Regions from separate parts of the Homo sapiens genome. Here all the other regions are linked to region 1. A link is a contact called in ENCODE Hi-C or POLR2A ChIA-PET data. All regions are on one chromosome and are shown on one strand. Each heading gives the region's core, a stretch centred on a gene start or an enhancer-like site at or near the end of the contact. The rest is flanking DNA. Distances are from core to core; before and after follow the strand shown. Region 1 holds the start of SP1 (Sp1 transcription factor). Region 2 holds the start of CDK4 (cyclin dependent kinase 4). Region 3 holds the start of TMBIM6 (transmembrane BAX inhibitor motif containing 6). Region 4 holds the start of NAB2 (NGFI-A binding protein 2). Region 5 holds the start of PTGES3 (prostaglandin E synthase 3). Region 6 holds the start of DDIT3 (DNA damage inducible transcript 3). Region 7 holds the start of R3HDM2 (R3H domain containing 2).

The links. A loop is a pair of places that touch in the nucleus more often than their neighbours do. ChIA-PET counts read pairs that join two places held with the same protein, here RNA polymerase II (POLR2A). Pooled maps may share reads with other maps.
Region 2: a loop to region 1 is called in a map of CD4-positive, alpha-beta memory T cell, with 10 times the contacts of the local background. The contact joins the promoter of CDK4 here to the promoter of SP1 in region 1. A Hi-C loop is called at or near these places in 1 of 168 maps with a recorded cell type or tissue (CD4-positive, alpha-beta memory T cell), 1 of 37 single-sample maps with no recorded cell type and 7 of 50 pooled maps.
Region 3: a loop to region 1 is called in a pooled map, with 15 times the contacts of the local background. The contact joins the promoter of TMBIM6 here to the promoter of SP1 in region 1. A Hi-C loop is called at or near these places in 7 of 50 pooled maps. POLR2A ChIA-PET finds 5 or more read pairs at or near these places in 2 of 52 experiments (CD4-positive, alpha-beta T cell and T-cell).
Region 4: a loop to region 1 is called in a map with no recorded cell type, with 17 times the contacts of the local background. The contact joins the promoter of NAB2 here to the promoter of SP1 in region 1. A Hi-C loop is called at or near these places in 2 of 37 single-sample maps with no recorded cell type and 8 of 50 pooled maps. POLR2A ChIA-PET finds 5 or more read pairs at or near these places in 1 of 52 experiments (BJ).
Region 5: a pooled map shows a loop between it and region 1 (21-fold over the local background). The contact joins the promoter of PTGES3 here to the promoter of SP1 in region 1. A Hi-C loop is called at or near these places in 8 of 50 pooled maps. POLR2A ChIA-PET finds 5 or more read pairs at or near these places in 2 of 52 experiments (AG04450 and WTC11).
Region 6: a pooled map shows a loop between it and region 1 (15-fold over the local background). The contact joins the promoter of DDIT3 here to the promoter of SP1 in region 1. A Hi-C loop is called at or near these places in 2 of 37 single-sample maps with no recorded cell type and 6 of 50 pooled maps. POLR2A ChIA-PET finds 5 or more read pairs at or near these places in 1 of 52 experiments (naive thymus-derived CD4-positive, alpha-beta T cell).
Region 7: a loop to region 1 is called in a map of naive thymus-derived CD4-positive, alpha-beta T cell, with 11 times the contacts of the local background. The contact joins the promoter of R3HDM2 here to the promoter of SP1 in region 1. A Hi-C loop is called at or near these places in 1 of 168 maps with a recorded cell type or tissue (naive thymus-derived CD4-positive, alpha-beta T cell) and 4 of 50 pooled maps. POLR2A ChIA-PET finds 5 or more read pairs at or near these places in 1 of 52 experiments (OCI-LY7).

What each region holds. Positions count from the first base shown.
Region 1 is chr12:53,378,605-53,382,002 of GRCh38, forward strand. SP1 (Sp1 transcription factor) reads left to right here and starts at 1,572. Exons shown (of 6, transcript NM_138473.3): 1 at 1,572-1,694; 2 at 3,055-3,209. The coding sequence starts at 1,688. RefSeq lists enhancers at 665-1,165, 1,069-1,368, 1,201-1,495, 2,346-3,104 and a silencer at 1,609-2,238.
Region 2 is chr12:57,751,060-57,754,327 of GRCh38, forward strand. CDK4 (cyclin dependent kinase 4) reads right to left here and starts at 1,251. Exons shown (of 8, transcript NM_000075.4): 1 at 1,116-1,251; 2 at 441-677; 3 at 148-283; 4 at 1-31. The coding sequence starts at 658. RefSeq lists silencers at 401-540, 1,271-1,350, 1,581-1,700 and an enhancer at 877-1,610.
Region 3 is chr12:49,740,172-49,743,328 of GRCh38, forward strand. TMBIM6 (transmembrane BAX inhibitor motif containing 6) reads left to right here and starts at 1,386. Exons shown (of 10, transcript NM_003217.3): 1 at 1,386-1,440. RefSeq lists enhancers at 953-1,082, 1,011-1,702, 1,323-1,642.
Region 4 is chr12:57,087,239-57,090,378 of GRCh38, forward strand. It overlaps NAB2 (NGFI-A binding protein 2), which reads left to right and starts at 1,876. Exons shown (of 7, transcript NM_005967.4): 1 at 1,876-2,116. The coding sequence starts at 2,034. It also overlaps a transcript of NEMP1 not described here. RefSeq lists silencers at 78-227, 408-467, 1,468-2,087 and an enhancer at 1,148-1,197.
Region 5 is chr12:56,686,910-56,690,129 of GRCh38, forward strand. PTGES3 (prostaglandin E synthase 3) reads right to left here and starts at 1,375. Exons shown (of 8, transcript NM_006601.7): 1 at 1,089-1,375. The coding sequence starts at 1,090. RefSeq lists enhancers at 482-531, 642-761, 1,260-1,785, 2,262-2,311, 2,838-3,220 and a silencer at 1,422-1,611.
Region 6 is chr12:57,518,953-57,522,406 of GRCh38, forward strand. DDIT3 (DNA damage inducible transcript 3) reads right to left here and starts at 1,562. Exons shown (of 4, transcript NM_004083.6): 1 at 1,466-1,562. LOC128125814 reads right to left here and starts at 1,528. Exons shown (of 2, transcript NM_001414991.1): 1 at 1,466-1,528. The coding sequence starts at 1,528. MIR616 (microRNA 616) reads right to left here and starts at 307; the gene lies at 211-307. It also overlaps a transcript of MBD6 not described here. RefSeq lists enhancers at 398-1,359, 1,330-1,459, 1,334-2,533, 1,360-2,319, 2,320-3,280 and 4 more and a silencer at 1,530-1,989.
Region 7 is chr12:57,429,568-57,432,721 of GRCh38, forward strand. It overlaps R3HDM2 (R3H domain containing 2), which reads right to left and starts at 1,476. Exons shown (of 24, transcript NM_001394031.1): 1 at 1,153-1,476. R3HDM2-DT (R3HDM2 divergent transcript) reads left to right here and starts at 1,549. Exons shown (of 2, transcript NR_185976.1): 1 at 1,549-1,863. RefSeq lists an enhancer at 618-727 and a silencer at 908-1,377.

The DNA of each region.
Region 1 (3,398 bases), core at 322-2,821:
ACATAATATAGCTGATACTTAATAAAATCTTCCTTTTAAGGATGACATGGAATACTAACTGCCTCCCTGACTTAGGCACCTAACACGGTAGGCAGTCAGCAATCACTTCACCTTTTTACCTGTTTAAAGCAGCAGAGGCCTCAGTTCTTACCTTCAAAGGGCTTAAAATAGTTTAGGAGAATTCACATTTTAAAACATAAGAACATATAAGCAGGTGACAACATATAAGATACAAATACTGAAGGACATGACCTCATCGTGTCATTGACAAGCTATTAAGGCCGGCTCCACCAAAACACGGATAAAGAGGAGGCCAGAAATCCAGGTGCCTGCAGTAAAGTTTCTTAACCTTCGTGATTGCAAAAAGCTGGAGCTCAGCTATCTTGCTTTATGCATAGGCGGTATTTACTATTAAGGGGGAAAAAATGGAAGTGACTTATCCGCACTTTAGCCTCAAGGCTTGAAAAGTTAACCAGTCGTTTAAGTGGTTAGCGCCTTTGTCTGGGGGAACTTAATAAAATCGCGTTTTCTGGAGTCTCACGGAGACTCTGCATATTGGTCAGCTCAGTATTAACTTATTCGGTGAGTGCTGTCACCAGATCTCGTCCCGCCTGCATTCCCAGGGCTTGCAGCGACATTGAGGCATCTGCCCGCCTGTCCGACCACCCGGGAGGGGGGTAAGATTTGAGAGGTACTTTATAGGGGCAGTTAAATGAAGACGCAAACAAGTCCTAGTGTTGATGCGGAACTGCGCGCCGAATGCCTTGGCTCTGACACCTGTTGAGCTGCAGGACTCCGCTAAAGCGTCCCACCTAATGACTGTAACAACGTCCCCTGAGGAGGGCCAATATGGCGACGGTCTCCTCTTGGCATAGCCCTCTTCCCTCCCTCATGATGGGCAGCTCCAGTAACGCCCATTGGCTAACTAGGAGGCGGTGCCAGGCCTACTTCGTCCCCTCATTGGATTGAATAACTGAGGGAGCCGCCAATTCTCCTCTGCCACTCCAAGTTTCCGCCCTCAGTTAATTCGGCGTTTAATTGGCTTTTAGTTCACGTCAATATGCGTCCTTTCCTGTCTCTTTTCAGTCTAACTCCAATCATAACGTTCCTGGCTGCCCGCCTGATTTCTGATTGGTTTTAATCAGCTTCATCCTCTCCTATTCCTGCCTACTTCTTACCTCTCCGCCCACTAGGATTTTGCCCAAGCATATCCCGGATTCTGGTTGGCCGTTGTTCTGTCATTCCTATCAAAGCTTTGCCTATCCCTACGTCTCAGGGAGCCCGCCTGCCGGTTGACTGGTTTCCTTCCAAGCCAATCATCTCCAGCTCCCGCCCATCTTCACTTCCTGCATCCTTCATTGGCTTTTAACACTGAGAGGGCGGTCTTTTTAGGCGGACACCAGGCACGCAACTTAGTCTCACACGCCTTGGAGAGCAAGCGAGTCTTGCCATTGGATAATTCCACCGTCTTTCTTCTGCAAGTCCCTCCTTTCCCCCTCCCTCATTGGGCGGGGCAGCAGAGAAGGGGCGGGGCCTAGGTTGGGCTTGTGGCGCGCTGCTCCCTCCTCCTTACCCCCCCCTCCCTGTCCGGTCCGGGTTCGCTTGCCTCGTCAGCGTCCGCGTTTTTCCCGGCCCCCCCCAACCCCCCCGGACAGGACCCCCTTGAGCTTGTCCCTCAGCTGCCACCATGAGCGGTAAGGATGAGTCCACTCCAAGCTTAGGGGTGGGAGGCGAGTGAGGGGGCGCGCGCGAGGGCCGACCGGGCGATCCCCGCCGTGAAGCGGGGGCGGGCGGGAGGCGGCGGCGGCGGCGGCCTAGGTCCCGCCCGGGGCGGAGGGAAGGGAGGGAGACGGGGCAGTGGCGGGGCCTCCGAGGAGGAGGGGGATGGGCCGCCCGCCCCGGGGGAGGGGGCAGCGTGGCCTCGCCCGCCCCCTGCCCGCCCCGGCCACGGGGGACGGGCCTTACCCCCCACTACTCGGCCGCCCGCCTGAGGCTCCTCCCGCCGGGGGCTGGAGCCGCGGGGGCGGCCCGAGCAGCGAAGGCCCCGCCCGGGCCAACCGCCTGCCTGGTCCGCCCTCTGGTCGCCGCCTGCTCCAAGGCCCTCCTCCCCCCACTTTCCGTAGATTTCCCTTCCCCCCCGCCCCCCACCGTCCCGCCCTTTCCACGCCCCTCACCCCGAAACCGCCCTTTCCCTCAGGGCCCGCCCTCCGCCCCGAAACCTTCTGACTACTAACCTGTAGATCCCTTTAGTTCCTTAGCAGTATTCACAAATGTTTTTCTACTCACACTTTTTACTTCTTTTTCCCCTCTCGTTACTTTTCACACTTGGATTTTTGTTTGTCTTTTTTTTTTTTTTTTTTTTTGAGACGGAGTTTTCGCTCTTGTTACCCAGACTGGAATGCAATGGTGCGATCTCGGCTCACTGCAACCTCTGCCTCCCGGATTCAGGCGATTCTCCTGCCTCAGCCTCCGGGAGTAGCTGGAATTACAGGCATGCGCCACCACACCCGGCTAATTTTGTATTTTTAGTAGAGACAGGGTTTCTCCATGTTGGTCAGGCTGGTCTCAAAACTCCCGACCCCAGGTGATCTGCCTGCCTCCGCCTCCCAAAGTAATGGGATTACAGGCGTGACCACCGCGCCTGGCCTCTCCATCTCTTTTAAACTTAATTTTAGCAAGCTTTCCATGCACCCACATGTTGTTTTATGCCTTACCTGTCCTTTTCCTTTTTTTCCCTTAGGATACTTTTTCTTATTTAGAAACTCTCACCATGCCTACCGTCCTTCACATTTCCTATCCCCAAAGCACTTTTTGAATGTTTTCTTAGTTTAATTTTGTACAAGGGAGAATTAAGGCCCACTTTTGGCACATTGAACCTAGTTCATGTCCTGCATGCCCTGCAGCTCCCCTCTGCCCTCCAATCCATTTTCTTTATACTGGTGGCTTTCGCCTTCCTGTTAGTCATTGCTATTTCATCATAGCCTCCTTTTATCCTTCCTACTTCATTTCTTTTCTTCCCTCAAGTTTACGTTGTTTGTTTTTTAATTATTTTAGACCAAGATCACTCCATGGATGAAATGACAGCTGTGGTGAAAATTGAAAAAGGAGTTGGTGGCAATAATGGGGGCAATGGTAATGGTGGTGGTGCCTTTTCACAGGCTCGAAGTAGCAGCACAGGCAGTAGCAGCAGCACTGGAGGAGGAGGGCAGGTAAGTGATAATCATAGAGTGGGGAAGGTGTTGAGAAGATGTAAATATTCTTAGATAATTGCCTTACTCTTCACAGAAAGCGTTTTAGGGAGAGACTAAACCATTTTATAGATAAGGAAGTAAGAGAATGGAGATCCCCAAAGACAAAGGAGTTTCAGCAATACAGATAGGTCAGCTTTTTGTTTCTGT
Region 2 (3,268 bases), core at 1-2,500, 4.4 Mb after region 1:
CTAGGCCTCTTAGAAACTGGCGCATCAGATCCTAGTTTCAAAGGGGAGGTACAGATGCACTGGAAACTAGGCACCATACCTGAAATCCCAGAAGGTTCTACTACAAAGGTCCCAATCCACCTCTCAATGCCTACCAACCCCACTCACCTTGATCGTTTCGGCTGGCAAGCCTGGTGGGGGTGCCTTGTCCAGATATGTCCTTAGGTCCTGGTCTACATGCTCAAACACCAGGGTTACCTTGATCTCCCGGTCAGTTCGGGATGTGGCACAGACGTCCATCAGCCTGACCAGAGTAAATGCTCACTTTTCAATCCCCTTTAACCCAACATGGCCTCTCATTATTTCCTCAGGGTCCCCACTTCTCTACAGATCATCACACCCCACCTATAGGCTGTCTTTTCCCTTTACTCCCCACGCCCAACCCTCCACCACCTTCTCACCGGACAACATTGGGATGCTCAAAAGCCTCCAGTCGCCTCAGTAAAGCCACCTCACGAACTGTGCTGATGGGAAGGCCTCCTCCACCTCCTCCTCCATTGGGGACTCTCACACTCTTGAGGGCCACAAAGTGGCCACTGTGGGGATCACGGGCCTTGTACACTGTCCCATAGGCACCGACACCAATTTCAGCCACTGGCTCATATCGAGAGGTAGCCATTCTCAGATCAAGGGAGACCCTACAATCACAGACTCCTATCACCAAAAGTCGCTTACAGAGTTAGGATGGTATGAGCCTGCAGCAACAAAGGGACTCCCAAAAAAAAAGCGCAAAGAACACCACCAGCATCCCATCCCCCGCTCCCAGTCTTCCTTGGGGCCGGCCCCAGAGATAACACAATGACTCAATACCAACCCCTCCAGCCACGTGAGGCCCTGCAATAGAAAACGCTTTTTCCTTTGGGACAATCGCGCCCCGCACAAAGATCACACATGACACATGCCTTGCATCGAAGATCCTACACCTCAGTCCCTAAAATTATACTTTCCCATGACCACAAAGGCCCCACTTCCCGCCCTTGAGCGACCCTTCCATAACCAGCTCGCGAAACGAACGCGTGGAAAGCTGTGAGGGGGGCGGGCACTGGTTCTCATTCCTGGGAAGGGACTGCACTTACCTCACGCCAGCCCGGGGTGCTGTGGGGGCGGCCCGTTATCGGGGCCCCGGAGCCGGTTCCTACGGCCCCATACACCCGAGCTCGGTCCGGAGCAGCTGGACGCAGAGGGCCCGACCATAGACACAGGCCGCAAGCTAGAGAGGCCCCCTCACCCCCACCCTCACCATGTGACCAGCTGCCAAAGAGGCGCGCGGAAACTGGGAGGGCGGGGCGAACGCCGGACGTTCTGGGCACGTGACCGCCACCCATGCGCTGAGGGGCGGACAGGAGGTGCTTCGACTGGGAGGAGGGCGAAGAGTGTAAGGGGGCGGAGGGGCGATGGCAGCCACGTGATCTGTTGCTATCACACGTGACCGCTTGACATTGCTCTGAGGAGCAGAGGTGTGGCTACGCGGCGGGCACGTGACTGGCTGCCACAACCCCCGCTGCAGGGGGGGAGCGGTGAGGGGGACAAGAGAGGGTGGAGCCCGAGGCGGTGCCATGGCAACCTAGGCCACCCAGAGCCCAACTCCCGGCTGAAGGATTGTCTCACTACCGGTCTGAAGGCTGAACTCCAGTCTCACTACCGGTCTTTCAGCCTGTCTGCATTGGGGAGGGGGTGGGAGTTGGGGTACCAGAGGTGATGCTGTCACCTTTTCGCTCCACCATGAGAAAACATACTCTCATTTGTGTCATTGTTTCATTCATTAATTCTACAACATTTTACTGAGTGCTTGCTTCCAGTGTGTATGTGGGTTTTTATTTTGTTTTTGGTGTCTGTCACTGGCCCTTTAAAGTAGTGGTACGACTATCTATAAAGATGTAGCCAACAATGGGGTCTTCTACAATAGGGAGTAAACAATGCCCATTTGAGGGCAAAACTACGATTAAAGGATGACGGAAGGCAGATTAATACAGTAATCCAACAGGCTCAGTGACAAGGTAATCCTCTCACTTTTCCAACTTCCAAACCTCCCTGGGAGTGTTAATGCAAAGACCTGAGGCCATCTGGCAGAGAAGTTATTGATGAGCAGGAGACAGGAATACTTGACCTTTTAAGTTTTTTTTTTTTTTCCAGTAGGAAGGTTCTATGATTATGTGATATTTGTATGTGTGCATATATGCTTCTATGTATATATGTATGTATATGATATTATTTATCACATCATATATAAGACGGATACAGGATTGCACATGTGCAAGAAAGTTACCACCACACCCCCTGCACCCTCCAGACCACCACAATGAATGAAAATGACATGCCCCCTTCTGCAAACCTTGTGACTACTCATTTGGAGTTATTGTGCTTCCCTCTTTTTCCCTAGTGCCGCTTTCTTAGCACTTAGCACTGTCCAGAACACACTTGTTCCCAAATGGCCTCTGCCCAGACACCTAGGTAGACACAAGTAGATTTCTCCTACTTTGTTTTATTGGCTCCAAGGTCTTTATCTCCCAGCCCTTTGGGGGTATGGGAGTAAAGGAGGAAAGCGGTTAGTGTCTCATTTGTGAGAATTTGTCTAAAATCTAAAGCCATTTTATTACCCTATTTGCCACTCCTTCCACTCTAACTTCTGTTTTCCTTAACCATCTGGCTGAGAATATAAGAGTTCAAACTAGAAGATGAATATAAACCATGACTTAGAGCAAAATAGAATACATATTAATACAGATGCCTCCTCTTTCCATCCTGATACTTGTAGCCCTGGGCCCCTCCTGGCAAGGGCAGCTGGAACACTAGTAAGAAAAACCTCAAGGACTGAACTGACTAAGGGGCTCAAGAGGTGAATGTTTTATTGGCTACCTTGCTAGGGGTGGGTGCTTTGTAAGCCTTCTGGAAGGCTAAGATAATTGTCTGTGAGTTTTTCAAACTCCCTTCCCACACCAGCATTCCCCACTTCAGCCTCACCTTCCACATAAGACCTTCACAGCTTACTGTCTTTGCAACAGAAGACGTCCTCTCTGTCTGCTTGGGTCCCAGCCCCTTTTTCTGATTCATTCATTAGTCCATCCAAAACATTTGAATACTTCATGGGAACATTACTGTCTCTCCATCACTTTCTATTGAGGAACCTTAATTTGGCAGTCTGTCCCAGGCTCTGTCCCCTCCCTTCTTCTGTTAATTACTCTTTCACTAATTAAATTTTTTCCCAGTATGTTTGACCCAATGAGCTCCC
Region 3 (3,157 bases), core at 136-2,635, 3.6 Mb before region 1:
GCCTCCAAAGAAAGAAGTAGTAAAAACTAAAAGGCAGAAATGAAATCCACAAGCAGACAGCCAGGCACCACACCCTGGGCCTCGTAGTTAAAGATCGACCCCTGACCTAATCGGTTATGTTATCTATAGATTACAGACATTGTATAGAAAAGCACTGTGAAAATCCCTGTCCTGTTCTGATCTAATTACCGGTGCATGCTTGCTCAATCGATCACTACCCTCTCAAGCGGATCCCTTTAGAGTTGTGAGGCCTTAAAAGGGACAGGAATTGCTCACTCAGGGAGCTCAGCTCTTGAGACAGGAGTCTTGGCCGATGCTCCTGGCGGAATAAACCGCTTCCTGCTTTAACTCGGTGTCTGAGGGGTTTTGTCTGCGGCTTGTCCTGCTACACTACAGCAAAAATTAGGTTGTATTATAGAAAATTAACTTTTTTGGTTTTTTTGAGACGGGGTCTCGCTCTGTCTCCCAGGCTGGAGTGCAGTGGCACCATCTCGGCTCACTGCAACCTTCACCTCCAGGGTCAAGCAATTCTCCTGCCTCAGCCTCCCGAGTAGTTGGGATTACAGGCACACGCCACCACGCCCAGCTAATTTTTTAAATTTTTAATAGAGATGGGGTTTTACCATGTTAGCCAGGCTGGTCTCAAACTCCTGGCCTCAAGTGATCTGCCCACCTCAGCCTCCCAAAGTGCTGGGATTACAGACGTAAGCCACCACGCCCAGCCGAAAATTAACTTCTATTAATTGCATACCTGGGTTTGCCTACTGAGAATCATACCCTGGATATTTGTATTCTTTACTGAAAAGAACTGTTCTATCTTTCCAGAAAGTGGTTTCCTAAATTCTGGTTTTCCTCCTGGAATCCTGCTATTTCCTTCTCGCATACTCTAGAGAAATCGAAGTGTTTTCAAAGGTGCTCTGAAGCTTACGCTCCACTAGTTTCACAGTAAATCGCCCCTTGCGAGGGCGCTTTTTTTTTTTTTTTAATGTGTTCTCTGAATCGCTTTCCCCCTTTAACACTGCATGACAAGACTAAAGCCAGAATCCCAAGACTGCAGCGCTACCCCTTCACAAGCCGTCGGGCTGTCCCGGGCGGGGCCGGCCCATTTTCACTTTCTCCACTAGAGGCAGCAGCGCACCGTGACCCTGGCTTACTACGGTAAGAAAGCGGAGACCTTTTGCTTCGAGGCGGTTGGTGGCCAGTAGTCTTGATCGACAAGCTCAGGCCTCTGAACTAAGCAGCCGCTGTTTATGCACGTACAGCCAATGGAAAGGCAGGAGTGCGGCCAACGGCCAATGAGGACTGGTCTTAAGCGGACCACAGGGCGGGGTTTCCCTCGAGAGGCGAACGCCGGGTAAAAGATCGGGAGCGGAAGTGGGCGAGTCAGAGCACATCCGGTGTTAGAAGCGCTGGTAGGCCTTGGAGAGGCGGGTTAGGAAGGTACGTCTGAACCTAGTACTGGGCGAACTGGGAGTGAGAAATGGAAAGGGAGTTAGCAGTTACTGTCTGAGCAAGAGTGGCAGTAGCTTCCTTCTGCGGACAGATGGCACCCTGAAGGAACGAGGCCCTGCTCGGAGACCAGACTCGGGAAAACAGGGTGTGGAGGGAAGCTAGGGAACTAGTGCTGCGCGTGCGCAACAGTGCTGAAGCGGGGGTGGGGCGGAGGCGAGTCTGCGGGGGTTTTGGGGGGTGTCGAGGCCTCTATTCTGCCCCAGAGCGCTGGCGAAGGCCCCTTCTCAGCCCGCCTTTTCCTTTCTCCCGCTCCTTCTCCTCTACTAAGTGTAGACGCAGGGCCCCTTGGCCTAGCTTCGATCGTTCGAATTCAGAGCACGTCCTTCCGAGGTGAAGGAACGCGAAACTCCACCCATCCGATTGCTGTTCGGCTGCGGGCGGGTCCTTTGGTCGGGCTGACCCTGGGTGAGCGGCCCGGAGCCAAGACTCGAGGTAGGGCCTGGCGGGCGGGTGATGTCACACTCCTCTGTGACACGCGAGGCTCCTCAGTTACTTAGCCAACGGCAGAGGCGGGAAGTGAGAGGAGTCTGGGGCTGGGGCTGCCTTCCAGGCCCACGGGGCGGCCCCGCTCTTTTCGGATTGGTTACCTTTGGGCAGGTGAGGTGGCTTTGCTTTGCTTGGTCTTGAGGTTTTGTGGGCGTCTTTCTAAGTCTGCTCAGCAAGGGCGTCGTTGGGCAGTTTTTATCTTGGGCCTACTTGCTGGACCTGTGGTAACAAGTAGGCTTTGGTATCTTTGTATATTTACTGAGTGTAGAATTACTACCCGGTGCCAGCCCGGGCTGCTTGGGGTCATCAGCCTTTCATTGACCACCCCCACAACAAAAATCACTATGAACTTGAGACTGTGTTCTAGCAACTTGTGAATGTGTAACCCAGTAGAAGGGCTGACTGTGCTTGAAACAGACAAGGATTTTAAGGTCAAAGGTAAATAAATGGCAAATGGACTTTTCTAGTTACTTATTGATATTTATTTACAGTTTATCTTTTGTATGTGTGGTTTAAGAATTGAATTCTGGAAAGATACCGGAATTGCATAAACACATTTCTTATGACCTGCGTATACACACTTTTTTCTGTAATTATTGTATTTACACTCTTTGGTGTTTTCTTATTCTTTGTGTCTAATATTTTTGTTCTGGCCTAAAGAATATGTTGACATTTAGATTCTCTGCCGCCACTTTCCTCCAGTAGGGACAGAATAGTTGAACCCTTGAGAAATACAATCTGTACTTTTGATCCATAGTTTGCTTCTTCCGTTATTTATCTGGTTGTGGAAACATGGTTTAGTACCTTCCTCCTCTTTTTTTTTTTTTTTTTTTTTGAGGCAGAGTCTCACTGTCGCCCAGGCTAGAGTGCAGTGGCGCAGTCATGGCTCACTTGAACCTTGACCTCTCCTGGCTTAGGTGATCCACCCCAGCCTCCTGAGTAGCTAGGACCACAGGTGGACGTCACCAGCTCCAGCTAATTTTTGTATTTTTTGTGGAGATGGGGTATCACCATGTTGCCCAGGCTTACCAACTCCAGAACTCAAGCGATTTATTTATTTATTATTATTATTATGTTTTTTTTTTGAGACAGTCTCACTCCCTTACCCAAGCTGGAGTGCAGTGGTGCAATCTCGGCTCACTGCAACCTCCGCCTCCCT
Region 4 (3,140 bases), core at 626-3,125, 3.7 Mb after region 1:
CGCCTCCTCCTTGGGCGGGCGTCTCCCTCCAGATCCTAAGGCTCAGCGCCGCCCCAAGGGGGCCGGGGTGGGAGGGAGGGGGGCGCCTCGAGCAGAGGCTGCGTGGGCGGAGGATGTGCGTCACGGGGAGCGTGGGCTGGGGGAGGGAGGGGGCACGTGGAAACCCGGGGCCAGCGGCTGGCAGCCCGGGATCCAAAATAACCTGAGGTGGGGGGGGAGGGGTCGCCCACACCCCGTACGGGGTCGGGAGCGTCCCCAGGGGAGCCCGTCTAGCCGCACCCTCCAGTTGCGGGGCGGGGGACTGGGAGACGGGACTCTGCTCGTTCCCACCACCCCCACTGTGTTTGGCGCTTAATAGGTTGGAGAAGAGGACCTGAGCAACTGAAATCCTCCCACCAACAACGCGCTCCTTCTCCCCGGACCCCACAAGGCGGAAAGGTCTCCTCGCTAGGCCACATTGTAAAACCAGCCCCGGTCCACGGCCTCCACGCCCCGCCATGCCCCACCCCAGCCCCTCAGAAGTGCGGACAGAGAGGCGGGGCGGGGCTGAGATTCCGGACTAGGGGAAACCTCACCTGTGGCCAGTCCGCTCGCTTTCCCCGGCCCCCACCCCCCCTCCTTTCCCTGGGGCTTAGAGTCTATGGGCCGGGCCCTTAGAGCCCCCGCCTCCCCCAACAGCCCTCCCAGCCGTGGGCGGGAGTGCAATGCGAACCAGATGGGGCTAGGAGAAACCAAAGGGGGAGACGGTGGTGGGTTGCAGAGGCGGGGGCTAAGCTCCTTCAAGGCGCTCCTCCTTCCAGCTCCGCCGCAGGAAGTCACGTCGTAGGCTCCCGACCTCTTACTCATCTTCCACTAGACTCTCGGGCGAGGTCCCTAATAGACGGCCCCAGGAAGGGTATCGTCTTTGTCACACAAAATTCCCAGGCAGGGCCTCATCCTCAGCAAACAGAGGACAAGTGGAGGAATCCCTGCCTGACCTACGCGCTGACAAAAGCCGACGCGTCTAATCAACACGCGCACCTAAGTGGTGGCGTGCAGCATAACCCTCCCATTCCTGTTTCCCAAACTTTCCAGGCTAGCATGGAGGCCTGGGTTTCTGAGAGCGACCCCCTCAGATTATTCCATTGGGGCTGAGGAGGGGCGCGGGGATATCTAGGAGATCCCTGCAGAGCCCCACGCTCTCAGGCCCGCCTTAAGTGCACACTATACGGGAGTCAGATGCACGCACAGGAGAAGCCGCACAGCCCAGCCTTCGCTAACTTTTCCCGGCTCACTGCTAACATTCACACGTCCAGCACCACAAGGCCTGAGTATGGGCAACGGGCGTCCCCGTAGTTGTTTAGGCGCGTGTGCACGTCCGTGCGCTTCTGTGTCTTTGTGTACTTGTGCGTGGTTGTGAAACTCCTCTCTCAGCTCGGAGGGGTGGGGGAGAGAAGGAATGTCGCCGGCGGGGCGCTCACGTGGGTACGTGGGCGCCAAGAGGGCCGGCTGTGCATCCGGCGTGGGCGGCACAGAACGACCTCGCCCCGCCCGCTGGGTCCCCAAGCCCGCCCTGCACAGCCGGGCCTCGGTCACCTCGGTCCCCAATTCGGCGCCCCGGCTCTGAATCCCCGCCCCCGCCTCCTGCTCCACACCCCCTCCCCCCCCGTCTCCGCCTCTCCCAGTCTCTAAGCCGCGGCGTCTCCGCGGCCGAGAGGCCCCAGCGCCCGCCTCCCCGGCCCCCGCCCCCACCCCCGCCCCCGGCTCTGCCCACGCCCTCCGCCCGCCAGCCCGGCAGCCAGCGCAGCTCCGGGCCTCGCTCCCTGTGCGTCCTGCGGGGGCGGAGGCGCGGAGAGGCGGCAAGCGCAGCCGGGGAGGGTGGGGGGGCAGAGGCACAGACAGAGGCGCGGAGGCTCGGAGAGAGAAGACGTGGAGGGAGGGACAGAGCCTGGACAGCGGTGGACACGGCATCGTGCGCGGGGAAGAGGGCAGCACGCAGCAGGCGCCGAGCGCCGGGCACCGAGAAGGGCAGCCCGGGTGATCTCCGGCCGTCCATGCACAGAGCGCCTTCCCCCACAGCCGAGCAGCCGCCGGGCGGAGGGGACAGCGCCCGCCGGACCCTGCAGCCCAGACTCAAGTTAGTGGGCAAAGGGAGGCAGCGGGGAGTGGAGATGGGTGGAGCTGGACTTGGGAATGGGGTCCAGAGGGCGGAGGTCGAGGGGAGGACGTGGGGAAGCAGGACGGGGGTGGGGGGTGGAGACTGATGGAAAAGGGGGTGCGTCTTCGAATTAGGGGGCCCTGGGAGCAGGCAAGCATCTGATGAAGCTGGATATGAAAGAGTAGTACCCAAATCTCCATTCCTGGTTTACTCTGTGGGCTCCATCTGGCCTAAGAGCCCCCTGCAAAGAATGTGGGAGCCTCCAAGCACCAGGGGATGCCCTGGAGCTCGAGCTGGCATCAGTGCGGAAGGTGGGGGGACGCTCAGTTGCCTCAGTCCCTCGTTGGCACGGAGCGCGCGGGCCCCCGGTGCCTTTGAGTTAAAGGAGCATCAGCGGGGGAAAGGGGGGGTGACGAGGGAGGCAGGGAGGCCTTAGGCGTTCCTTCCCATATCTGTCCCTTTATTCACAGAGCGGGGAGGGGAGTTTCAGTGTGCAGCCCCTTCATCAAGAGGCCTTGAGCCGCTCCCCCACTCCACTTGAAGATGCGGGTGGAAAATATGGGAGAGGAGAGTAGGCGGGAGCCCCTGGGCGGTTTTCGCCTACAGACGCTACCACTGTGGGAGTGTGTGTGGGCGGAACGGCCCCGGAGCAGAACAATTGCGCCCCTCCCCCTGCCACGGCCCCTGAGCTGAAGGAAAAGGCTGACCGAGGAAGTGGGGAGTGTCACTGCTAGGAGAGGGGCCACTGAGGAGCACTGGGCAGCCTGGAAGGGTGGAGAGGTTCTGAGGGGAGAGAGGAAGCGTGCGTTAAGAATGCTTAACCAGGCCGGGCGGGCCCGGTGGCTCAGGCCTGTAATCCCAGCACTTTGGGAGGCTGAGGCGGGTGGATCACGAGGTCAGGAATTCGAGCCCAGCCTGACCAACATGGTGAAACCCCGTTTCTACTAAAAATACAAAAATTAGCCGGGCATGGTGGCGGGCGCCTGTAATCTCAGCTACTCAG
Region 5 (3,220 bases), core at 125-2,624, 3.3 Mb after region 1:
AATGGAGTCTAAAACAAAAGAAAAAAAAGGTTCCACCTTAATTGTTCTCCATACCTTTTAGGACGTAGTTAGTACCTTGAAAAATAACCTCCCGTCAAAAAAAAAAAAAAAAAAAAAAAAACCCTGTAAAACCGGCAGTTCCCACTGTACGCGGCAGTGCCAAGAATTCTTACCGGTTAAAATCGCCAAGGCTTTCCTTTATCATCGTAAAATGAAGACTGCCATAGAATCTGTATTCACCTCCACACAAATTTAAGATCTTTGGGACGACTGTAGGTTAATTAAATGCCTACTACATACCTATTTCATCCTACACTGTAACAAGATAGTGAAACCTCACCTCAAGTAGAACATGAAACACAGAAAATGTCCGTATCTTTCCAAAGTCGACACGTGCGGAACTACCTGCTCAATGGTAACTCCTCCTCGCTGCCAGGGAAGCGGCTGAGTTTTGGCAACCTCCCGTGTTTTCAAGAGACTGGAGTTAGGAGGCGGACTGGAAGTACCCACACTCAAGAAACCCAGACACTGGAGAGGGAAGTATGTTGCGGCGTGGGCATGGCTTCCTTCTAGTTGCCTAGCAGTACCTGCAGCTCACGGCGAGGTCCGCGTGGGGCTCTCCCAGGAGCTCCGCCAGGCACCTGGCGGCACCCACCACAGGTGCACTCGACTCAGGGCCTGGCCCCGGGACCACAAAGCAACAGAACCGGAGCGCCCAAGCAGCCGAGAGGCGACCCACGAAGGTTCACGCTTCAGGGCGCCGCATGGCGAGCAGCTACCGGGAGCTTAAGGCCTAGGGTGAAGTTACCGAAAGAGGCGAGTAACCCAGACAGCCAAAGGGGTAAAAGTAGGATTTCCGGCATGGGGAAGCCAAGGAACGGTTCAGGGGTGGGGGAAGCAGACATCTGGAGGAAAAATGTCCTCCACCCGCCAACGGTAACCGGAACAAGGATCCTGGACCTCCCGCCCCCAGGCAGGAACGACTGCCACCACCGATGCGAGAAAGGCTAGGGGGCCGCTTCCAGGGAGCCCCCAACGCGGCCTCGGCCTCACTCGGCGACCTTCCCTCGGCGGGGTGTCGCACTCACATTGTGAACGGGGCAGGGGGACGGGCGAACTGGTGGGCGGGCCTCTCTGGCGGCGGCTGCTGCTAGGGAGTCGACTTCTCTCCGGTGGCGACTCCGCTTTTTCTCTCCGGTCGCGGCCTCTTCTCGCTTCCCTCAGGCGACGGCGGCAGCGGCGGGCTCGACCTCGGGCCCCAGAATGCACCGCGCGGAAAGAGCGGCTCCTCCGGTCGGGGAGAAGAGGAAAGTGTAGGAAAAGGGGCGCGAGGACGGAGAATGAACGTGCGTGCGTGCAAACGAGGGGTGGTGAGGCCGGGCGGCGGCTGGTGACGCAGCAAAATGCCCGGGCCTTGCCGCCGCGCGTGCGCAGTCCTTGTTTTTGGGCTCCGGCGCGGCTTTCTAGAGATATCTACGGAAAGGGCGGGGCCTCCCAGCTCCTTCGCGATCCTTCCTGGCGCCGGCCCCGCCCTTCGTCCGCCACCCCACCCCCACTCCGCCCCCTGCTAGTCCCTACGCGTTCCCGCCTCTCCTCCCGCTCTGTCTTCTCGCGTTAGAAAACCGTTAGTGGCCCAACTGCCCTGCCATGCGCCTTCGGCGATTTCTCTGAGAAACGGTTGCGTTGACAGTGGGAGGCAAGGCTGAGGCGGAGGGACACGGAGTCGGGATCCTGGAGAACTGAAATGGCGCGTTGGTTACTCTTGAGGGAGTAAATCAGCTCACTGAGTCATCATTCCACCACAAAAACCTGTAAAAAGCCTGTGCTGTGGAAAAGGGCTCACTTCAGAATCAAGGGCCTGGGTCCACCTCGCCATTTTTCTGAAGGTTGGAGGCTCTGTCCAGGGACAGCGGAAATTCGAGGTTCTTGGCGGAGGAGGAGCATTTGCCAATTGGGGCGGGCTTTTGCCCCTACCTTGAGACCTTAGTGCTGTAGATGAGCCAGGAAAGGTATTTGAGGGGAGAGTCTAGGTTTCTGGGAATGGAGAGAGTAGGACATTGTGTGTTTCCACGCACATCGTTTGGGGGAGAAGGGGTTCCCCGTCGCTTTGTGCAACATATTAGTAGGGTGTAGTAGGGGTAGCAACCAAGAGACCCAAAACAGTCCTGCTTAAGAAGAAGCCGCTTAACGGTGGATTGGGGAAAAATACTCTAGTGCGCTGCATTTTGAACAGGAAGGAGGTTTAACGAAAGTGCTATAAAACCTTTCTGAAGAACGGGGCTTCATAATAAGCACTAAGGTATTTAGTGTCTGTGTTGTGCAGGACAGGTAGTGGGAGCTACGAAACCTGGACCCTAGCTCAAATGCCATTAAAAAGGGAAATTGGGCGGGGCGCCCGTGGCTCACGCCTATAATCCCAGTACTTTGGGAAGTTCGGTGGGCGGATCACCTGAGGTCAGGAGTTCAGGACCAGCCCACCCAACATGGTGAAACCCCATCTCTACTAAAAATACTAATTAGCAGGGCGTGGTGGCACTTGCCTGTAATGCCAAATACTAGCTAGTATGAGGCGGGAGGATAGCTCGAACCCCGAACCCGGGAGGCGGAGGTTGCAGTGAGCACTCCAACTTGGGCGACAGAGTGAGACCCTGTGTCAAAAAAAAAAAAAAAAAGGGAAGGGGCCGGGCGCGGTGGCTCACGCCTGTAATCCCAGCACTTCGGGAGGCAGAGGCGGGCAGATCACGAGGTCAGGAGATTGAGCCCATCCTGGCTAACATGGTGAAACCCCGTCTCTACTAAAAATAAAAAAAAATCAGCCGGGTGTGGTGGCACACGCCTCTAGTCCCAGCTACTCGGGAGAGCGAGACAGGAGAATCGCTTGAACCCGGGAGGCGGAGGTTGCAGTGAGCCGAGATCGCGCCACTGCACTTCAGCCTGGGCGACAGAGTGAGTCTGGGTCTCAAAAAAAAAAAAAAAAAAAAAAGGAAGTTAACTTGGCGCACTGGTTCACGCCTGTAATCCCAACACTTTGGGAGGCCGAGGCCAGTGGATTACTGGAGATCAGGAGTTCAAGACCAGCTTGGCTAACATGGTGAAACCCCCGTCCCTACTAAAAATACAAAATATTTGGCCAGGAGCAGTAGCTGACGCCTGTAATCCCAATACTTTGGGAGGCCGAGGCGGGCGGATCACGAGGTCAGGAGTTCAAGACCAGACTGGC
Region 6 (3,454 bases), core at 312-2,811, 4.1 Mb after region 1:
CCCGGCCCTTAACTCATTCTTTAAAAATGAGTTTTTAAAACCTTTGCTTAGAAGAATCTAAACACTTCTAATTCCATTGTTTCCAATCTAGATCAATTCACTACCATCTCTAAATTACTGCAGAAACTTTCTGACTGCAGAAGGTCTTCCCATTTCTTCTCTTGCCACCCCTCCGCAACTCTATTCACCATACAGCAGCCTGAGTGAGCCTTTTAAAACAGGTCATTCCTCTGCTCAAACCCTCCAATGACTTCCTATTTCATGTCATGGAAGTCACTGAAGGGTTTTGAGTGGAGGAATTACCTAAGGTAATTCCTGACCACCTGATGTAACACTCTGACCTCCATCCTGAACATTCTCCATTCCTTTCTCTGCTTTAGCTTTCTCCGTGGCACTTATATTTTGTTTACTGTAGGCCTCCCACTGAGATGATTTTTTCCTCTTGCTCAAGGATGTACCCTGAGCCCCAAACTGTGTGGCACACAGTAGGTCCTCATTAAGTATTTGTTAAGAATGAATGGATAAACTCCCCCCAGTCTCTCTTATAGGGAAGGGGCAGAAGCAGAGTGGCAGCTGCTGATCCCTAGGGGCTAGAGATGCAATATTGCCCGAAGTATTTCTCTGCAGGGCTGTCCTCCCTGGGGAACCCTCCCTTGCCTTCCAGTGTGTGGGACTTGGCTTTCATCAGCAGTAGAGCCTCAGGTCAGAAGGCTGCAGAGCCAAACGGGGCTGGCCTGATGCAATGGTTACACAGAGATTAGCTGGGAGACAGGACCGGGTTAAAGAGGCAGGGACTAATCCCGAGGGAAGGACAATACCCTGGGGAGACCCCAAATGGCCTCCTACACTTAAGAGATCCAGGCTGCTCTCTTGTGCAGGAGGCCCAGAGACCTCTACGGCAAAAGGAAAACACACCACTCCCTGTCCATCGGCACCCCTCCCAAAGGCTTGTGTCTCCTCAAGGTTCCCCTATCCGCTGCAGGGTCCAGTAGCCCCAGCTACCAAGGTGGCCATGCTGACACCAGAGGCACTGAGACTGAGACAGAATTGGGGGTGGGGTAGGGAGAAGGCCCGCTGGTGGCGAAGCGGCGGAAACGGCCTGAGCGATGGTCACCCAGTCTTAGAGCGGGGGTGTGTCCTGCTGACCTGCCTCCCCGCGGACAGGCCTAACGATGAGGCCTGAAGTTGGCTACGGGAAAGAATGAATTTCCCAAGGGCAACCGAGGTCCCTTTGCCCAGCAGCACAGAGCAGGGCCCGTGTTCCGGCTCCGGGCAGGGGTGGAGAGACGCCGTCGTCCGAAGCAATAGGGGTTTGTAAGCACCACCCCAGAATAAGGGACTCTCCCCATTCCTCTCTCGGACGGTCCCTAACTTCACTGTGGAGGAGTGAGGCCGATCCTAAAGAGCGGACGCCCCAACTTTGAGGAGACGGGAGGGTAAAAGGTAGATGGGAATCAGTACTCGCCTCTCTCCTCAGGTTCCAGCTCTGATTTTGGCTCTGTCGCTGCCACCCGCTCATCTTTAACATGATACGCTCAGTGCCTTAGACTTAAGTCTCTGACCTCGGGAGCGCCTGGCTGTAATCTTTTACCATGGCCTTGCCCTCCTCTCAGGGGCGGGACCCCAAAACCTACCAATCAGAAAGTGGCACGCCGGCATTGGCCCCGCCCCGTCCCTCGCATCCGCCACTCAGGAGCCCCGCGGCACCGCCCCCGTCGCTCCCTCTCGCTAGGGGGTCGACGTAGTGTCGGACCCGGAAGTGGCTTTGGGTCACGAGGCTTCACGGAGGAGGTGGGTGAGTCATGCGCGCGCGCGGAGGGGAGTGTAGCGGGGGGGGAGGGGAGGAAAGGGGGGCGGGGATGATGCAATGTTTGGCAACCGGTGTCTGCACGCGCACGCGCAGGGGACACCGAGGGTGGTGGGAGGTGCGGAGGGTGGGGGAGAGGAGAGAGGGCGGGGCGCCAGCTCCCGGCGCCCAACGGCCCCAACGGCTATCAGCCTTGGTCGCCCCTAGTCGGTCGTGAGCCTCTTTGCCGCTTGTCTCCCCCAGAAGCTGCTGTTCCGCCCACCTAGCTTTACCCGCCGTTTTACCCCCACTATAAGGGACTCCCATATTTCTTGGCCCCTCCCAGCTAATGGGCACATAGGCCTTTTGAACTTTTCTTTTTAAAGTTGGTATCCATCCACTGGGATTGTCGACATCTCGAGTCTTCTTAAAGAGGTCTCCTGGCCGGGCTCAGTGGCTTACGCCTGTAATCCCAGCACTTTGGGAGGCTGAGGAGAGCGGATCACTTGAGGTCAGGAGTTCGAGATCAGCCTGACCAACATGGTGAAACCCCGTCTCTACTAAAAATACAAAAATTAGCCGGGTGTGGTGATGCGCGCCTGTAATCCCAGCTACTCTGGAGGCAGAGGCAGAAGAATCGCTTGAACCCTGGAGGCGGATGTTGCAGTGACCGAGATCGCGCCACTGCACTCCAGCCTGGGTGACAGAGCGAGACTACGTTTCACCAAAAACAAAAAACAAAACAAACAAACAAAAAAACGGGGGTGGTCTCCTGTTCTAGCCCCGTAAATCTCCCAAAAGGGGCCGAGGTACTGGAATCCCTTGGTAGTCATTTTCCGCTTCTCTCAGAACAGCGCCCTTGACTTTTACCTTGTAGTTGGTAAGCCCTCAGCCTGCCAGAAGTCATGTATTTTGCCCAGTGGACCCGATTCTGTTTGGCCACCTATTTTCCCCCACGGTACTCCTATGGCTTTCTCCAAGACCCTCTCTTGCTGTACCAGACAGCAAGTCCTGTGACTCCCTGTGTGAGGAGCGCGGCACAGGCCTGCCTCCTAGGTGTTCGGGTCGAGATTTACAGCGGAGTCTCATCCCGGGACGTGTGAGTGCACTTCAGCGCAGGACTGCCCTGGACTGGGGAGACCGGAGCCGCGATTTTAGACTCAACTCCCCATCACTTGCCAAGGGATCTTACCGTCCTTGTTTGTAAATTAAAGATAAAAGTTGTGAAGGTAAAATGAGAACCATGAACTTGGAGGCAACTTGACCAAAAGTAAAACGCACCACCCAGAATGCAAAGTATTTTTCTTGTGCCTTGAAAACAGAGGCCATGTGGTGGCCTGTTACATATCCTGTCATACCCTCATGGGGGCAGCCAGAGTTTAAGTAGAAACTGTCACAAGGCCGGTTGTGACTGGAGTGGTGTGGCAATGACAGGTCTTTGGTTAGGCTGCTCCGCTGCTCCACACCTCCATTTCCTCTCTGAAAATGGGGGTAGTGTGGAGGGTGGACCAGATGGTCTCCCCTGGCCTAAAGACAGACCAGGTTGTCAGTGACAGGCAGAGGTCATGTGACTTGACAGGCTGAGGTCGTGTTGTGACATGTTGACCTGGGGAGGCGGGTCAAGTCCCAGCACACTACCCGGGAAGCCTTTGGGGCGGGGCAGGGCAA
Region 7 (3,154 bases), core at 226-2,725, 4.1 Mb after region 1:
CCAGGAGTGGTGGCTCATGCCTGTACTCCCAGCTACTTGGGGGACTGAGGTAGGAGGACGGCTTGAGGCCAGGAGGCAGAGGTTGCATTGAGCCGAAAAGGAACCACTACACTCCATTCTGGGTGACAGACTGAGACCCTGTCTCAAAAAACAAAATACAACCTTTTGTCTTGATACCCCAGCAACAAAAAGGGGGGCGGGGGTGGGGGGGGAATATTGGTGGAACAACAACAAAAAAAAGCATTAGGAAGAAGAGCCACAAATAATTCAACTGCAAATCTATCTAAAAATACAAGAAAATGCTAGGAATTTGTGATATTCCTGAAGTGAAACCTGTCACTTTCCTCCTTCCTTGAGTCTCCACGTGGCTTACGCATATCAGACAGGACTCAGGCTTCTCAATCTTAGTTATCTATTTGAACAACATTATGTACAAGGATATTCATCCAACTGGGATCTGAATTCAAACTTTTCCACTTTTCTTTCTTCCGTTTTAACGCAGTTCTGGGATTGTTATTCGGTCATTTCTCATCATTATCCAATGACAATTCACTCTAAGTCAGTATTCCTGGTAGTTCCGAGACTTAATGGCCACAAATGTTGAAAAATGTTAGCTCTACGGGAAAACGAATCGAAGCGTTTTCAGGGGCTCGAGTAGTTATGAGCTTAGTGTAGGCCCAAGTTTTAAGCTATAGAAACATCTCCCTGTATGTGCCAACTCAAATCCCCGTCCCTGTAAGAAACCTGGACACCAGCATGATTTTAAACACTTCTACACCTCTCCGTCCTATTTTTCCATGCTCCACGCTCGAAGGAAAACCGCCACCCAAGAAACACACGGAGCTAGCCACCCCGAAGCACTGGAAGGGCGCAATAGTTTTTAGGTCACCCCGCAAAGGCCACAGGTGGCGCCACCCCCCTGCCCCCGCACCGCCGCCCTCCGCCCCGCGCCCCCAGCTTCTCTCCAGCAGCGCACACTTGGAGCAGTCCTTCCCGCGGCCATCCGACCCTGACCCATCGTCCCCGGGACCGGCTGCCGGGCGCGAGGAACCCAGGCCGCGGGGCCTCCTCGCGCCCGCCCGTGCGGCCGCCACGCCCCCTCCCCACAGGCCGTCCGGGCCGCCCGCCCCCTCGGCCGGGAGGTGGCCTCACCTCGCACGGGCCTTGGCGGGGAGGGCGCCCACGTCTCCGCCCGCCGCCCGGGCCCACGGCCGCTCGGCTGCGGCTCGGCCCCGACGGCCGGCGGCGGCGCGCTTCTGGGGGCGGGCTTTTCTCGGCCGGGGCTTCCCCGGGGCCGAGGGCTGGGAAGCAGGGGGGACTGGGACGGGGGAGGGGAAAGGGGCTTGGGAAGGAGGGGGGAGAGGGGAAGAAAAGGGGGGAACCAAACCCGGAAAGGGAGAAAAGGGGGGAGGGGAAAATCAGAAGGGGAAGAAAAGCCCAGAGTCCGCCCCCCGCTGCGGCTGCGCGCTACGTCACTACGTCCGGCGTTGTCGTCACCTCGTCCTGCGTTCCGGCCGTCCCTGCTTCCTGGCTTCCCGCGTGCCCCTCAGCAGCCCTGCGGGGCCTACCGCCTGCCGCACGCACTCCCGCCGGCGCGCGCGCACTCGCACTCGCTCGCTCGCCCTCTCCTCCTTCCGCGTTACCTGTGTCAGGACACCAATCCGGAGTCACTGGGAGCCTCGGTCCTCCTTAAACCCTTCAAGTCTGTCAGATAGAATACCCTGGATTTCAATATAATACTAATAGTGATCATTCTAAAGTAATTTCCATTTACAGAGCACTTTCACTTAGGGCAGTAACTCCTGTACCAAAAGAACGTACACTCGGTATTTGTTGCATACGTGGATAACTATAGTTGAGCAGGTAAATGTCCATTTTACGTAAAGATGAAAAAAACCGACCTAGGAGGAACTCAGTCTGTCCTATTAAGATCACATTCTTACCATCATCCCCTCTCTAAGATACAGTTCTCAAAAATCGTCTTAAATGTCCAGCCTCCCCCGTTTTGTCCATTCTAGGCAGAATCAATTTAGTTATTGATTATGTGTGTGTGGATAATTTACTGACCAAACTCCCTCAAAGAAGCAATGTAGTCTTTTGTAGAATTCGACCATTAAATATTTACCTTGTGACAGAAACTGCGGTAGGCAAAAAAAGTCAAATAATTATAGTACAATTTAAGTGCTATAATAGAAAGGTTTAAATGTGCTATGGAAACACAAGGAACAGCAATTCGTTCTTAGCGGTAAAAGAGATTGAGTAAGTTACAGAGAAACTACAGGTGAAACTCCAGCTAATCTTGAGACTATAAATAGTTCACTAGAGAGGTAAGAATGGAGATTCCAGCAAAGTCATAGAGGCATGAAGTTCATCTTTCCTTCAAGGATGAGCAAGTTCCAGGTTGGTTGGCGTTTTTTGTTTGTTTGTTTGTTTGTTTTATTTATTTTGAGATGGGGTCTCGCTTTGTCACCCAGGCAACTAGATTGCAGTGGTGCAATGTCGGTTCACTACAACCTTCACCTCTCAGGTTCAAGTGATTCTCCTGCCTCAGCGTCCGGAGTAGCTGGGACTACAGGCACGCACCATCACACCCGGCTATTTTTTGTATTTTTAGTAGAGACGGGGTTTTGCCATGTTGGCCAGGCTAATCTCGAACTCCTGGCCTCAGGTGATCCACCCGCCTCGGCCTTCCAAAGTTCTGGGATTACAGGTGTGAGCCACCTTGCCCAGCCCTCTCTCCTGGTCATCACTGCCTCCTGCCCCCAAATTCTCTCAACCCTCTAGAGAACAACAACGGGGGAAGAAAAATACAACTGAACTGAACTGATCTAACCTGCCACTTTTCACCACGATTTAAACTTTTTGTCTTGGCCGGGCGCAGTGGCTCACACCTAGCACTTTGGGAGGCCAAGGCAGGTGGATCATTTGAGCTCAGGAGTTCCAGACCAGGCAGTGATGACCAGTAGGAAATAATAGCTAATATTTGTATTATGTGTATGTAAGTACAATATAAAATGTGTAGCATTCTACATCTATTGTTAGTATCAAATCCTCAATACAATAGGTACTATTATTATACCTGTTTTATAGATGAGGAAACCTGAGGCACAATAATGAAACCAAAGTTCCAGATTTTTTTTTATTTTTTTTGAGA